Regions from separate parts of the Homo sapiens genome. Here all the other regions are linked to region 2. A link is an interaction called in ENCODE POLR2A ChIA-PET data of the cell type or tissue named here. Cell type or tissue: A673. All regions are shown on one strand.

The links. Peaks named below come from ENCODE experiments on the same cell type or tissue, not always from the same donor. Only the 100,000 strongest peaks of a DNase experiment are listed, where the experiment ranks them.
Region 1: POLR2A ChIA-PET joins it to region 2 with 20 read pairs; 2 of 35 experiments call an interaction of 5 or more read pairs at or near these places.
Region 3: POLR2A ChIA-PET joins it to region 2 with 13 read pairs; 11 of 35 experiments call an interaction of 5 or more read pairs at or near these places.

Annotation. Positions count from the first base shown.
Region 1 is chr1:45,031,891-45,034,390 of GRCh38, reverse strand. ZSWIM5 (zinc finger SWIM-type containing 5) reads left to right here. Exons shown (of 14, transcript NM_020883.2): 11 at 1-79. Among named protein-coding and RNA genes, the nearest start is that of UROD, 21 kb to the right of the region's middle. In A673, no CTCF peak of the experiment used is centred here; no DNase peak of the experiment used is centred here.
Region 2 is chr1:45,589,936-45,592,435 of GRCh38, reverse strand. NASP (nuclear autoantigenic sperm protein) reads right to left here. Exons shown (of 15, transcript NM_002482.4): 2 at 1,166-1,213. Among named protein-coding and RNA genes, the nearest start is that of NASP, 7.1 kb to the right of the region's middle. RefSeq lists a silencer at 1,412-1,612. In A673, no CTCF peak of the experiment used is centred here; no DNase peak of the experiment used is centred here; H3K27ac peaks cover 288 bases.
Region 3 is chr1:45,873,913-45,876,412 of GRCh38, reverse strand. All of the region lies in intron 3 of MAST2 (microtubule associated serine/threonine kinase 2), which reads right to left. It overlaps LOC105378694 (a long non-coding RNA gene), which reads left to right. Exons shown (of 5, transcript XR_001738038.2): 4 at 1,660-1,774. Among named protein-coding and RNA genes, the nearest start is that of MAST2, 72 kb to the right of the region's middle. In A673, no CTCF peak of the experiment used is centred here; no DNase peak of the experiment used is centred here.

The DNA of each region.
Region 1 (2,500 bases), 560 kb after region 2:
TATCCTCGCTGGTTCACGCTTGGACACTTGGAATCACAGCAGTGTGAACTGGCCTCCACCATGCTGACTGCTGCCAAAGGTGAGCATAGATAGACCTTAAGCTCCAGCATCACCCGTCTGCCTGCCCAACCATGGCATGTCAAAGGCTTGGCCTGCAGTCTCCTGAGAAAGAGAAGCTCCTTGACCATTTAGAGTGATAGTGGTCCTCACTTTGATTGCTGCCATTAGAAAGAGCACCTGGCCAGGCGCGGTGGCTTACGCCTGTAATCCCAGCACTTTGGGAGGCCGAGGCGGGAGATCACGAGGTCAAGAGATCGAGACCATCCTGGCCAACATGGTGAAACCCCATCTCTACTAAAAATACAAAAAGTAGCCGGGCGTGGTGGCGGGCGCCTGTAGTCCCAGCTACTCGGGAGGCTGAGGCAGGAGAATGGCGTGAGGCAGAGCTTGCAGTGAGCCAAGATCGTGCCACTGCACTCCAGCCTGGGTGACAGAGCAAGACTCCGTCTCAAAAAAAAAAAAAGCACCTGGATCCAAGCCAAAACTTTACCCTAGTTACTAATTGTAGGATACCAAATATGTAAAATTAAATGATCTTTAAGGTACTTCTAAGTCTAACCTTCTGTTTGATAAAATCACTTCACCTTTCTACGCCTCAGTTTCAAATCTATAAAATGGGGATCATTGTCAATGACCTGTCAGCCTCCCAGGGCCACTGGAAGATCTAATGAAGTGATGACTAAGATAGAGCTGAACTCCTTACAGATATAAGAGTTGGTGATTTTTTTTTCAGTGCCCTGGTAAAAGATAGGCAGTCCAAAGTGATTCTCAGGCCTTTAAGCTCACATACATCCTGTTAGCTATGCAGGTTTCACCACAAACAGAAGTGAAAGTAAGCCCCTATATAAGAAGGAGCTATGATAAAATGCTAGCCACCATGAGCTCCTGAATATTTTAGACCAGGAAACTACATGGATTTTGAAGTTATTTTTTAATTAAAAATAACTTTATGTGGTATCTTCTTATTGTCCCCCCAAAAATACATGCTTATTAGAGAAAAGGTAAAAGTTACATATAAATTAATATAAAAATGATCAGCAAACAAATACAAAAATAGAACAAAGCATATGATCAGACAGTTCACAGAAAAGGAGATACAAATCGTTTTTAGACAACTAAAATACCTGGTATCACATTAGAAATACAAATTAAAATTAGCCTGAGATAACATTTTTTACTGATCTTATTGGCAAAAAACAAATCTGATAATGTGCATTCATGTGAGGAGTGTCAAGTGGGGAGTGGCGGTAGCCTGCATGGAGTATCAGATTCCAAGCAGGATAAGGAGGAGGACTACAGATCTAAGGAAATCAATGAACCACAAGCATAATAAACATGAAGAAAACTATACCATGGCACATCATAACCAAAATGCTTAAAACCAATAATAGAAAATCTACTTAAAAGCAATCAGAGTAAAAAAGATACATTACAAAGGACAAAAAAACAAGTATGGGAACAGATTTCTCATTAGAAACAATGTAAGCCAGAAAACAGTGGGAAAAAAAACCCTTAAAGTACTTTAAAAAAAAAAAAAATTATCAGGCCAGGCACGGTGGCTCACACCTATAATCCTAGCACTTTAGGAGGCCAAGGCGGGCAGATCACTTGAGATCAGGAGTTTGAGAACATCCTGGCCAACATGGTGAAACCCCTGTCTCTACTAAAAATACAAAAATTAGCTGGGCGTGGTAGTGCACACCTGTAGTCCCAGCTACTCAGGAGGCTGTGGCACGAGGATCGCTTGAACCTGGGAAGCAGAGGTTGCGGTGAGCCGAGTTGCACCACTGAACTCCTGCCTGGGTGACAGAGTGAGACTCTGTCTCAAAAAAAAAAAAAAAACAAAAACTGTCAAACTAGAATTTTATACCAATGAAAATATATTTCAGAAACAAAGATGAGGCCAGGTGCAGTGGCTCACACCTGTAGTCCCAGCACTTTAGGAGGCCAAGGCAGAAGGATCACTTGAGACCAGGAGTTTGAGACTAACCTGAGCAACATAGCAAGATCCTGTCTTTACAAAAAATTTTAAAAATTAGCCAGGTGTACTGGCAAGCACCCGTAGTCCCAGCTACTCAGGAGGCTAAGGCAGAAGGACTGCTCAAGCCCAGGAGTTAAGAGACTACAGTAAGCTACCATCATGACACTGCACTCCAACCTGGGTGACAGAGCAAGACCCTGACTCTTAAAAAAAAGAGAGATGAACTAAAAATCTTTTTCAGACAACCACAGTTCAATTAGAATTCGATAATAAAAAGATATTTTAAAATATCTTAAGTTTTTGGAAATTAAACCACATACGTGTATATTACTCATGGAGCAAAGAAAAAAATCACAAGAAAATTAGAAAATCTTTTGACTATATGAAAATGAAAGCACAAGTCAAAATTTGTAGAATGTAGCTAAGGTTTTACTTATAAATTTTTAGCAATAAATGAAA
Region 2 (2,500 bases):
TCTCAAGCTCAACAAATAAAATCAGCTGGGCATGGTAGATCAGGCTGGTAATCCCAACACTTAGGGAAGCCAAGGCAGGGGGATTGCTTGAGCCCAGGTTGGAGACCACCCTGGCCAACAAAGCAAGACTCCGCTTCGAAAAATATAATTCGGGTGGGCACAGTGGCTCACGCCTGTAATCCCAACACTTTGGGAGGCCAAGGCGGGCAGATCACCTGAGGTCGGGAGTTCAAGACCAACCTGGCCAACATGGTGAAACCCCATCTCTACTAAAAATAGAAAAATTAGCTGGGTGTAGTGGCACCCGCCTGTAATCCCAGCTACTTGTGAGACTGAGGCAGAATTGCTTGAACCCAGGAGGCAGATGTTGCAGTGAGCCAAGATTGCGCCACTGCACTCCAGCCTGGGCGACAAGAGTGAAACTCAGTCTAAAAAATAAATAAAATAATTAGCCAGATGTGGTGGTGCATGCCTACAGTCCCAGCTACTCAGGAGGCTGAGGCAGAAGAATCCCTTTAGCCCGGGAGTTCGAGGTGGTGGTGAGCTATGATAACATCACTGAACTCCAGCTTGGGCAACAGAGCAAGACCCTGTCTCTAAAAAATGAAACAAGAAATCTCTAGGGATGTAACCTACCATCTACCTTTTGGGTAAGCTTTTTAGTTAATTATTATGCCCACCTCTGATTAAGAAACATAGTCACTACGGGTGTAGATCTGAGATAAAGAAAAACAAAAAACCATAGCCATATCAAGATGGAAACGTTACAGGGGGAGGAGGTGAGACGGGCCTGGTAGTTCACACCTATAATCCTACACTTTGAAAGGCTTAGGCAGGGAGGAATGCTTGAGGCTAGGAGTTTGAGACCAGCCTTGGCAACATAGCAAGACCCCATCTCTCCAAAAAATTTAAAAATGAGCGAAGTGTAGTGGCATGTGCCTATAGTCCTAGCTACTCAGGAGGTTGAAGTGGGAAGATTGCTTGAGCCCAGGAGTTCAAGGTTGTAGTGAGCCCTGATTGCACACTGCACTTCGGCCTGAGCAACAAAGCGACACCTTGCCTCTATCAAAAATAAATTAATTAAAAAATAAAAATAACTTTAAAGTTATATTGCTCTTAGTTTATGTTTCTGATACGAATCTAACTACCATGTAAATAATCTTACCTCTCCACTTTATCTGCAGATGTAGAAGGAGCAGGAACATCTTCAATTCTGTAATAAAAAATTAAAGGGGAAAAAATGTAAAACTGGAGGCAATTATTAAGCCTGAAAATAAAATAAATTCAGAAAAATATAAAGGAATAAAAGAGCTGTCATTTATTAAATACTCAAGTATTATTTACTTACTTACATTATCAAATTTAATTCATTTAATTCTTACTCACTCAAATATCCAGGGCTGAAAATAAGTGGCAACTTCACAGCTATAACCACAGGGATGAGGAACAACTTAAAGGGCAGTGCTTTCAGCTACAGGTTGTAAGCTATCTGGGCCATTTGCCTAGAATCTTGAAATGGTCTTGGATCCTTATCTACAAACTCCGTCACAGCCAGTCATGTATATCGAATAGTTTTATTAAGAGGTCATTCTGACCAAATGGTCTAGCACAGAGCCTCTCAAACTACCTGTGGTTAAGGGACTAGGTCTTTTATTTCCCTATATAACCTTCTATAACACACAGGTTTTTTTAAATACAATGTCAGGGAGATATCACAGCGAGACTCCGTCTCAAAAAAAAAAAAAAAAAAAAAGTTACACTATGACTGCAATATAAGACTCTGAATTGAATACCATTAAAAGCAAGGAACCAGTAAAAACACTATTAAGTATCATTGTAAAGCATTTATCAGTGATAAATTTCTTTTCTTTTTTTTTTTTTTTTTTGAGACAGAGTCTTGCTCTGTCGCCCAGGCTGGAGTGCCCTGGCACGATCTCCGGCTCACTGCAAGCTCCGCCTCCCGGGTTCACGCCATTCTCCTGCCTCAGCCTGGGCCTGGTGCCAGGCCGGTGCCTGTGCACCGGCCACCATGCCCGGCTAATTTTTTTGTATTTTTAGTAGAGACAGGGTTTCACCGTGTTAGCCAGGATGGTCTCGTCTCCTGACCTCGTGATCCACCTGCCTCGGCCTCCCAAAGTGCTGGGAATACAGGCGTGAGCCACCGCGCCCGGCCGATAAATTTATTTCTATTCTTGCTTAGCACAAGCCTAGACAAATAGAAAAGAGGGTGAACTAAGGCAGTACTTGTATAGTTGGAAAAAAAGATGAATTAAAGCAGTGTTTCTCAAATTTTAGTCTGTATGCAAACCATTTGGAGGAACGGTTATAACAGTTTGAGCTCCACCCCCTACAGTTTCTGAGTCAGAAGGTTTGAGGTAAGGTTGAAGAATCTGCATTTCTAACAACTGCCCAGGTGACACACTGCTGGTTTCTAGAACCATGCTCTGAGGACTACTGGATCAGAATAAAAATTATAAATGGATGTTCATGTCCTATCTGG
Region 3 (2,500 bases), 280 kb before region 2:
TTCTGAACACATTCAAGTCTATTCCAGCTTCAGATAAGGAAATAAATTCCCTTAATAACTACACATCCCTCTTCAAATACTGCCTTATCAATTTTATTTCCCTTCACAACCACACTTCTTGAATGAGTTATCTACATCCAATGTCTCTAATTTCTCACTTCCTACTCATTCTTCAACACTCTATAAATATCCCTAGACCTTACCAGCCCATTTAAACCATTCTTGGCACACTGCCAATGTAATGTATAACGCCAGGGTAATGAAGCTTCACTGCATTTTTAGTCCACCTATCTTTTTTGGCTCCACTGCTCAACAGCACCTGATAGTATCATTCACTCTTCTGTCCTGGAAGACTTTTCTTGCCATGAAGCCACATTCTCTTGTTTTTCCTCTTATCCCCGCAAACACACCATTTAAACATCTTTGCAGGCTCATCCTTCATCACCTTAGACCCTTAAATGGGGACTGTCCTTTTAGTTCTGCTTGTACACTCTCCTTTCTCTATATATTTTACAATCTCAAATTTGTATCTCTATCCCAGATCTTTTTGCTGACCTCTATAGTTGTACATACAACTACCTTGTCCTTAATATGTCTAAAACTCAGCTGATCTTTCTACTCAGTCTCGCTCCTTCTCTGTTCTCTATTTTGATGATGGTACCACCAAACCCAGGGTCATTCTTCATTTTTCACTTTCTCTCACTCTCTACATCCATTATTCATCAAGCTCGGCCAATTCTACTTCCAAAATATCTATCTTTAATCTGTCAATTCACTTCTACTTCCCCGGGCACAAGCCACCATCATCCTATAACATCCTCCTAATTGGTCTCCCTTTCATTCAGTTTTGTCCCCCTTGATTAATGTTATATCAATGTAAATATCATATATAGTACCTGTTTTCTGAGTGATAACTGTGGGTATAATGAAATAAATACTGAAGTCAAAAATAACTTTTTATTTTTTTGAGATGAAGTCTCGTTCTGTCACCCAGGCTGGAGTGCAGTGGCGCGATCTTGGCTCACTGCAACCTCCGTCTCCCAGGTTCAAGCGATTCTCCTGCCTCAGCCTCCCAAGTAGCTGGGATTACAGGCATGCGCCACCACGTCCGGCTAATTTTTGTATTTTTAGTAGAGACAGGGTTTCCCCATGTTGGTAAGGCTGGTCTCGAACTCCTGACCCCAGGTGATCCACCTACCTCGGTCGCCCAAAGTGCTGGGATTACAGGCGTGAGCCACCGTGCCCGGCCAAAAATAACTTTTTTAAATGTGTCCTTTCTCTCTTATAATTCTGCAATGGATAAAGTCTAAAATCCTTTCTGTAGTCTACAGGGCACTACTTGGCTCTGACTGCCTCCCTCCTCAGTATCATTTGCATAATTCTCCAGTCTTATTGGAGTTTTGGACTCAGACTTGCCATGCTTTCTTTCACCTTCAGGTCTTCACACTTACTGTTCTCCTGGTCTGGATTACTTTTCTTTATCTCTTTTTATACATTCCTGGACTTCAGCTTAAACTTCGTTTCCTCTGGCAAGTTTTTCTACAGTTTCCCCAGCCTCCTTCCATATATTATCCAAATATTCCTTTAATTCCTCAATCATACCTACTTCACTGGTTACTATAATTATTTGCTAAATTATCTGTTTTCTTTGACTGTTAGCTCCAGGAGAGTAGGAATTAGTCTTGCTCTCAAGGACATTCCTGGCACCCAGCAGAATACCTAGCCTAGTAGGCAACAAATGAATACTGGATGAATAAATCTATGAATCCATCAAGTAAGTAAATGGTTCATACTATTATTGTTATCATCATTATAAGGCAATTATAAGACAATAGGGTCCTGCCTACCAGTTTGGAGTTGCATTGATGAAAACTATCAATTGCAATAATTTCAGCAAGAAGCTTTACTAGGGGAAGAATATGCTCTATTATCACATATTATTTACTGACAGTCTCCTGGCTGGTAGTTACTCCATGGAGAGTCGGAATGCTTTAAGAAGAGAAAAATATTACCGAGGAAGAAAATCTATGTTAATATCATTTACTATCTAGTCTTAAAAGGAACATTATCTCCTGACCTCGTGATCCACTTGCCTCCGCCTCCCAAAGCGCTGGGATTATAGGCGTGAGCCACCATGCCTGGTCAAGAACACAAAATTTAAAGTTTGGAAAACTAGGCTTCTGTCGTGGCTCAAAAACATGTAACTGTGTGACCTGGGATTCCATCTACCTCAAAGGCTTAGATACAGCAGTTGTAAAAGTCAAATAAAGTAACGTACATGAAAATACTTTAGACCAGTCACAGTGGCTCACACCTGTAATCCCAGCACTTTGGGATGCCGAGGCGAGAGGATTGCTTGAGCTCAGGAGTTCGAGACCAGACTGGGCAACATGGTGAAACCCCATCTCTACAAAAACTACAAAAAATAGCTGGGCATATTGGCATGTGCCAGCAGTCCCAGCTACTCAGGGGGCTGAGGTGGGAAGATCACTTGAGCTTG